Regions from separate parts of the Homo sapiens genome. Here region 2 is linked to region 1. The links are chromatin loops, found by intact Hi-C in ENCODE. Cell type or tissue: Caco-2. All regions are shown on one strand. Region 1 overlaps ANKDD1B (ankyrin repeat and death domain containing 1B). Region 2 overlaps POLK (DNA polymerase kappa).

Evidence for each region. Peaks named below come from ENCODE experiments on the same cell type or tissue, not always from the same donor. Only the 100,000 strongest peaks of a DNase experiment are listed, where the experiment ranks them.
Region 2: a loop joins it to region 1, with 3 times the contacts of the local background. A loop is called at or near these places in 4 of 110 quality-filtered maps.

What each region holds. Positions count from the first base shown.
Region 1 is chr5:75,615,048-75,619,047 of GRCh38, reverse strand. ANKDD1B (ankyrin repeat and death domain containing 1B) reads right to left here. Exons shown (of 14, transcript NM_001276713.2): 2 at 2,141-2,244. Among named protein-coding and RNA genes, the nearest start is that of ANKDD1B, 5.6 kb to the right of the region's middle. In Caco-2, no CTCF peak of the experiment used is centred here; DNase peaks (open chromatin) are centred at 1,117, 1,507 and 1,874.
Region 2 is chr5:75,520,690-75,524,689 of GRCh38, reverse strand. All of the region lies in intron 1 of POLK (DNA polymerase kappa), which reads right to left. Among named protein-coding and RNA genes, the nearest start is that of POLK, 11 kb to the right of the region's middle. In Caco-2, no CTCF peak of the experiment used is centred here; no DNase peak of the experiment used is centred here.

The DNA.
Region 1 (4,000 bases):
ATGGCTGGGCATGGTGGCTCATGCCTGTAGTCCCAGCACTTTGGGAGGCCAAGGCGGGTGGATCACCTGAGGTCAGGAGTTTGAGACCAGCCTGGCCAACATGGTGAAACCCTGTAACTACTAAAAATACAAAAATTAGCCGGGTGTGGTGGCGTGCGTCTGTAATCCCAGCTACTAGGGAGGCTGAGGCAGGAGAATTGCTTGAACCCAGGAGGTGGAGGTTGCAGTGAGCTGAGATTGCACCACTGCACTCCAGCCTCGGTGACAGCACAAGACTCCATCTCAAAACAAAACAAAACAAAACAAAAAAACCCATCAGTTATTATGACTTTGTCTGAAATCTGGAGCTTTGCTCTACTATGTCAAATATGGGCTTATAAGCTCCACTATTAATTTTACTTGTGAATAAGGATGTAAGCCAAAATTGCACCCAAGATAATTCAATAAAATTACTTATATTTTTAAAATCTCCATCATCACTGGTTTTAAGGAACTCTACAAGTAACCATGTCAACAATTTGCTGTAAACAGTAAACAGATGTCATTAGAAAGTATAATACAATTCATTAGGAGTTTATAATAACTTGCCACACTGCAAGTTAAAGTATATCAGATTGTAGTATCTCTCCCAAGTACTTTAATATTAAGAAAAAGTTTAAAATAACAGAAAGTTGTATATGGAAAAATGTTAAATGTTTTGAATAGTATACTAGAGAATCTATTTCCTGCTACTTGGAAAAGTGATTATTGCTTCACTTACTCCCACAGTTAACCTTCCACGGTCATAATAATCTTCAAAGATATCTATCCACAAATATTTTTGAAACTATACAAATATTCCCTTCAAAGAGACTTGCTTATTTCTTTTCTTTTTCCTCTTTTCCATCCTTTCTCCTTTCTGCCTTTCCTTCCTTTCTTGATTCCTTTCTTTTTTTTTCTTTTTGTCCCTAAAATTGTTACGCTACAAAATGTTGCTGCTTTCCTATTCTAGGATATCTATGGAACATGAGCACTATATATACACCCATAACACATCACACACACACATTATACACAGACATACCAATCCCCACACTCATCCCCACACATAAGCACAAAGCCACACCACCCCCCTACTGCCGCCACATGCACAACATTCTTCCACTGCACGTGGGACATGATTTCAGATTCTGCAGCTTCAGTTTCTAGGACCTTACTGCCTGCGACAGACACAGGTTTTGTGAAACCTGAGTTTAGACTATTTAGGGAGTCTTCCTTAAAGCCAGAGTCAGAAAGCTTAAATAATTGCAGTTAAAATGCCTTACATTTTTTCAGATTTTACAAAATCATATAGTCATAGGAACATATTACTAGAGCCCTCTCAGTGCCTTACAAGGGGCCTGTACAAGCAAGGGCCCTGAAGCTTATGCTTCGTATACCATTAAATCCACCTCTGCCACACCCACCTTGAACCACTCCACAAATTGTCCTAAGCAATTGACACAGCCTCCAACCTTCACTTTGATAAACCTGGCCTCAAAGGACTATCAGGAAATCCTCACAAAAGCAAGCAGTAAAGAATCCAAATTTATGGCAGTGGACTTTCCCTCCGCTAAAACCCGGCACTTAAAGAACAAGTAAGAGCCAGGTTTTAGATAAGGCCTCATTGCCCAAGAGGGAGACGCACTACATTTCAAAACCAGTATAATGAAAATCCACACGCCTCTTTAGATTTTTAAATTTGGAAAAACAGAACCACAAAGGACATCATTGGCAAGAAAACAACCCAGATTGTATAGCAAAAAAATGTTCTGCCTTTCCAGAATGTGTGAGGCCAAACTGATCCACAGGCGACAATCCAGGACCAAGTCCGGGCCTGCAACCCTGACAGCTGGCTTTACTGCCCACCCACAGACTTTGAACAGATAGGCATGAAGATTCTGTGCACTCCCCTTCTTGGAAGAGGAATTAAAACACCCAGAGCCTCTTCCACTGTTTGACTCCACCTTTTAGCTTAAACACCCCGGGATTACCAACAAAGCAGCTCTCCCTTATCTCAGCCAGCACCATGATTTTTATTTTTATTATTATTTCAGATGTCCTGTGTAAATCCAAGCCATTACTGGAGAAGTCACTTGTCATATTTATGACTTCTACTCACATTGTTCACAACATTAATGTTAACCTTCTTTTCAAACAGCTTCTCCATAAGATCCAAATTATTGCTTTTAGCAGCATTCTGAAAGCTTCTCTCATTTGGGAGTACTGAAAGAAAGCAAAGCAAGCATGACTGAGGGAATTTAAGGAGGCCAAAGAGAAAGCATATTTCATAGGGCAAACCTTGTAACAACAGCTTTGAGTCTTTCACATTTTGCTGTTTTATTTAAGACATGGGAACTTCGCTTCAATATCTTACAAAACTGTAGTATCAAGATTTCATTTTCTCCTCATGCTGCAAGCGCTTTCACATCCTTAAAAATGTTCCTGGCCCCAAACAAAACATTATTCATGAGGACCACCCTGAAGTCAGTAACCTGGTATCTGGCTTAGAAGGTCAGAAGGCGGCCATAGACTTCCCAGGGGGCATTGTTTGTAAAAAACCTTGTACAAGATTAGGCAGGGAGGAGTCCAAATGCTCCTACAGCTTACAGAGATAAAACTGTTGTCTTCAGAACTCTATACCGAGGCCAGGCCTGCATGAAGATTTCAAAATGCAGCCCATCATACATACAGACACAAAGTTAAAGGGGATTAAAATGTTTTATTCTCATTTATATAAAAACACATAGAAGTAGATTGACATCTACTATAAACATCACATTTCACACACATATACACATTCATATGGTAGGCTTTATTAACTATCACAGAGAAGATTCCAGGGTTTATTGAGTTTTTTGTTATGTAGGGGAGTAGAGGGCTCTCAGAGGACAGCCCAACATAAGGGGTAAGACCAGAATTGAGGTTAAGTAGGAGTCAATAACATACCATCTCCAAACAGAAAGGACCGTAAGAGAGGTTTCTGTAGATGTGTTGTGGATTAGTTTCCTAAGGGTTTCCTTGTTTTTTAAATGGTACCATCATAACATTCAATGTTCCCCAAGTTTTTGCCGAAGCAAAGACCTTTCAGGATACTGCCAAGTCCAATCAAGGACCAACCAAGGAGTATCTTCTTGGGAAATATTGTTATGGGCTGAATTGTGTCCCTCCAAAATTCCTATGTTGAAGTCCTAACCCCAAGTACCTCAGAATGTTGACTATATTTGGAGATAGGGCCTTTAAAGAGGTAATTAAGGTAAAATGAGGTCATATAAATGGGCTCCAATCTGATAATGATTGGTGTCCCTATAAGAAGAGAGATTAGGACACACACACACACACACACACACACACACACACAGGGAAGACCAGGTGAAGGCAGGGAGAAGGTGGCCATCTATAAGCCAAGGAGAGAGGCCTAAGAAGAATTGAACTTTTCCAACATCTTGATGTTGGACTTGTAGCCTCCAGAACTGTGAGAAAATAATTGTCTGTGGTTTGAGCCATCCAGTCTGCTGTACTTTGTCGTGGCAGCCTGAGTAGACTCATGCAGATTCACATGTTCATTCTTTCTATTACCTGGATCCTTCTCTTCGTTCCTACCCCTACTCTTGTCACCATTCTAGGTGACTTCAACCTCCTCACAGATGATTAATCCAACACCTTGGCCTCTTAGTTCCCTGACTCTGTCACCTCTAATAATCTTCCCCAGATCTGACCTTAGCCATCAAATTTCAGAGACACATTCCTGAACTAATCATCCCTCAAACTGCACTACCTCTGAAATCTTGACTTCCAGAATCCTATTCTTTGACCACAACTTCTCATCCATTCAGCTCAGCTGCTCTAGTTCTCCAAGTCCAGAAATTCTGCAACCTTATGAAGTCCTCCAGTCCACAGTTCTAGCCCTTTTTCATATTCTTCATCTCTATGTCCTTACTTCCCTCCTTACCATGTTTAGATTCCATGGTGCCAGTCTGTT
Region 2 (4,000 bases), 94 kb after region 1:
AGTTTGATACCCTCCAAAATCTATCTGTTTTTTGTTCCAGACCCCACAAGTAATTGATTTTTTTGTTTTTTTTTTCTAGGTTTTCAGTCATGTGCAAGAGCTTACTTCTCCATACTGGAAGTAGAAGTTTCTCAAAAATTTAAAAGCAAATAAACTTATACGTAATTTACTTCATATTCCTAAAGTACTAAAATAACTTTTGCTCTCCAAAGTACAGCTATTCCACATGTTTAAACAGATGTTTGCTGACAGCACTGACTTCTCCAAGAGCCTAAGAGAGGAGAGCAGCCAATTAAACTCCACTGTCTTCTAAAATTTTAATCCTAGATTGGTTTCAGATGGGTTAAGACAGTCATTCAACCCACAAGTATTTAAGGAAGGCACCTGGGACTGACTCAGTTCCTAGATTTAAACCTATTCTGTGAACTGTCCACCCCTACCTTCAAAGTACAGAGATGAAACAGGTTCTCATATTCTCTATGAGCACATCCTCCTACTCCTGCTTCCTCTTATCTGCCCTTTTTACAATCTGAAAGTTTTTTTTTGTTGTTTTTTTTTTTTGAGACGGAGTCTCACTCGTCACCCAGGCTGGAGTGCAGTGGCGCAATCTCAGCTCACTGCAACCTCTGCCTCCCGGTTTCAAGTGATTCTCCTGCCTCAGCCTCCTGAGTAGCTGGGATTACAGGTGCCCGCCAGCACATCTGGCTAATTTTTGCATTTTTAGTAGAGACGAGGTTTCACCATGTTGGCCAGGCTGGTCTTGAACTCCTGACCTCAGGTGATCTGCCTGCCTCGGCCCCGCAAAGTGCTGGGATTACAGGTGTAAGCCATGGTGCCCAGCCTACAATGTGAAAGTTTTATCTGTCTCTGACATGCAACAAAGATGCCTTCCTCACCTCCCCAGAATCCTCATCACGCATATATTTAAATTGTTTTCTAGTTTAAAAACACTCTCAAGTGAAAAACAAACCAACAAAAAAACCCAAGGCTTTCCAAGGCTTCAAAAATTCCCAGGCCTTCTTTCAAGAATATAACCTACAAAACCTACTGCTTGAATCATGTACCTGTTTAACTTAATCACAAAACAGTTTGGGTTCTCATTCCACAGTAAAACCAGCAAAAATTCCTAGAAAGAAGCAAAGGTCTTTGTTTGCAGAAAGCCTTTGTATCTGGAGTTTACAGGTATTTCTTAACTTTACACATCTTTTCACATATCTGCCTGAGGGCTAAGGTAAATATTACTGCATATTAGTCATTGATCCCCTTGACTTTACTTTGGTCCTTGATAATTCTCTTAGATTGCAATTTACACAGTATGGTTCTACTATGAACTGATTTCTACAGTGCGATCTACATGACAGACATACCTTTCTTATGTGGAAACCTGAAAAATGATTTTAATACTTTAGGTATTTCTAACTAAAATGACATTCAGATATCCCAATGGATAGGTGTTTACTAAATACATCATATATAATATTTTCTATTTTTAAATGCAAAAAATTTTACTAGATTGGACAAAGATAAATCAACTAGCAGTATATTATGATGTGCTTTGACCTTTAAGATAAAGAGTATCTTATTTAGGCAAATTATTCTTATTTTGTAATGAATTACAACAGCTAACCCTGAGACAGGGGAAGGAAATATAAATCAGCTCAGCTTTGGTTGTAAAATAAAATTGAAGAACGTAGTTACATTAGTCATTATATACCACCAGTGTCTTTTATCTTTGAGTTTCTTCTTTGAGCAAATTTATTTGTAAACATTAATATTTTATATCTTATTTTCTTAGAAGTCTTCCAAAGAAAAAAGGATTCTTTTTTTTTAACAGAATAAAACTGATTCTATCCTACAATTACTATATGAATGTATTCATCCTCTTTATAAATTTAAGATGCATAATAGAATCTTAGGGATCCTGTTTTTCCTATGCTCTGTATTTTAGTATTGCATCATCCTAGGGTTTATTTAATCATTACTCATGAATTATTTCTTAGGAGATATGCTAAAAATAAAATAATTTAAAAATAAAATGGAATCACCTAAAAAGATGATCCAGTAGGAAAAGAAATCATTTTTATATCATACTTCAGCTTTCAAAATGTTTTCCGCAGTATAACATCTTTGAAAGCAGAAAAGCATAGAAACCTCATTTTTGCAGTCTTCTTTTTAGTGGCTTTTATTAACACCATTAAGAGTTCTGAAACCGGTTTTGGGTTCCAAAATAGTAAGTAGAAGTAAGCTGGCTTCATTCCCTCACTAGAGAAAACCAAAAACAAATATATGGTGCTGAGATTATTGCTAGTAATAGCCCAGAACTCAAATATGTAGATCAAATGGTTCCAAGGGACACAAAAAAGTGAAAAAGACTCCAAGCAGACAGAAAAAGAATCAGAATTCAATATCTATGACACCCCTCCCCACAACCTGCCTGACACCAAGTATGTGGAAAATTTCCCTGACTCACAGTGTCTAAACTGGAAAAAGTGAGACTGAAGTAGACAACCAGTTTCCCCCACCATCTTGGGGTCCTGACAGAAGACCTGTCCCTGACCCAATCCATGGGAAGCATCATGAGTACACAAAGGGAGAAACAGCCCTGAGGACACTCAGAGACAGATGGGGAAGGCAGGACTACCATTCCCAGTCTTGGAAACTCTGCTCTTTAACTTAGTCAAAGGAGACACCAAATCAGAGTACTTGTTCGGCAGGACCACTAGGTAGGAGGTACGTTCCACAGGTCCCCTGGGCACAAACCCCTAGCCAGCCTTTCTACACTGCTGAGATATCACCTTTGGGACCTCCCCAATTCCTAACAGGCAACACTCTGATCCTTTACTAGGGCAGAGGCAAAGCTGGAATTAAGCCTCCATCTAGTGCCAAAAAAGAGGCAGAGTGACCTAGCAGAAAAAAAAAAAGAAATTCAACAGGTAAGTTACAAAGAATCTCTAAGCAAACATGTCCAATAAAAACCAAACTAGTCAGAGAAGACTAAAATAAATAAATAATGTTTCAATGCAAAGACATAGATGTACATCCAAAAGAAACAACAGCAAACCATTATCTCCTCAAATGGACAAAGCAAGGAACCAGTGACTAACCCTAACGAGAGAGTGATATGTGAGCTCTTGGACCATGAATACAAAATAGTGATTTTATGGAAACTCAGTGACATCCCAAATAACACAAAAAATCAATCTAGAAATGTATCAGAGAAAATTAACAGAGTTTGAAACAATAAAAAATCAAACAAATCTTGGTGGAACTGAGAAATACGTTTGCTGAACTAAAAAATTCATTAGAGGCTCTCAACAACATAGTGGATCAAGCAGAAAAAAACAATCAGTAAGCTAGAAGGCAGGCTATTTTAAAACACATAGATGAGGAAAAAAAATAATAAAAAGGAATGAAGATTGCCTAGAAGATATAGAAAATCACCTCAAAAGACTAAATCTAAGAATTACTGGTATTCAAGGAGCTGAGCAAGAGCAGGAGTAGAAAGTTTATTCAAAAAAATAAAGCTTCCCAAAATCTAAGAAAAATATCAATATTCAGGCCAGAGAACACGAACAGATTTGACCTAAATAAAACTACCCCAAGGCATATAATAATCAAACTCTCAAATGTCAAGGACAAAGAGAGGCTCTTAACAGTAGCAAGTTAAAAAAAAGCAAATAACATATAAAGGAGCTTCAATTTGTTTGGCAACAGACTCCACAATGGGAACCAAATAAGCCAGGAGAGAGTGGGATGACATTTTCAAAGTGCTGAAAGAAACAACTGCCATTGAAGAATATTATATTCAGCAAACCCATCCTTCAACTACAAAAAAGGAAAGATAAAGTCTTTCCCAGACAAACAAGCACTGAGAAAATTCACCATCACCAGACTCATTTTACAAGAAACACTAAAGGGAGTTCTTCAATCTCAGAGAAAAAAAATGTGCAAAAAGAAAACATTTAAAGGTATAAAACTCATTGCTAGTCTATTACAGGCA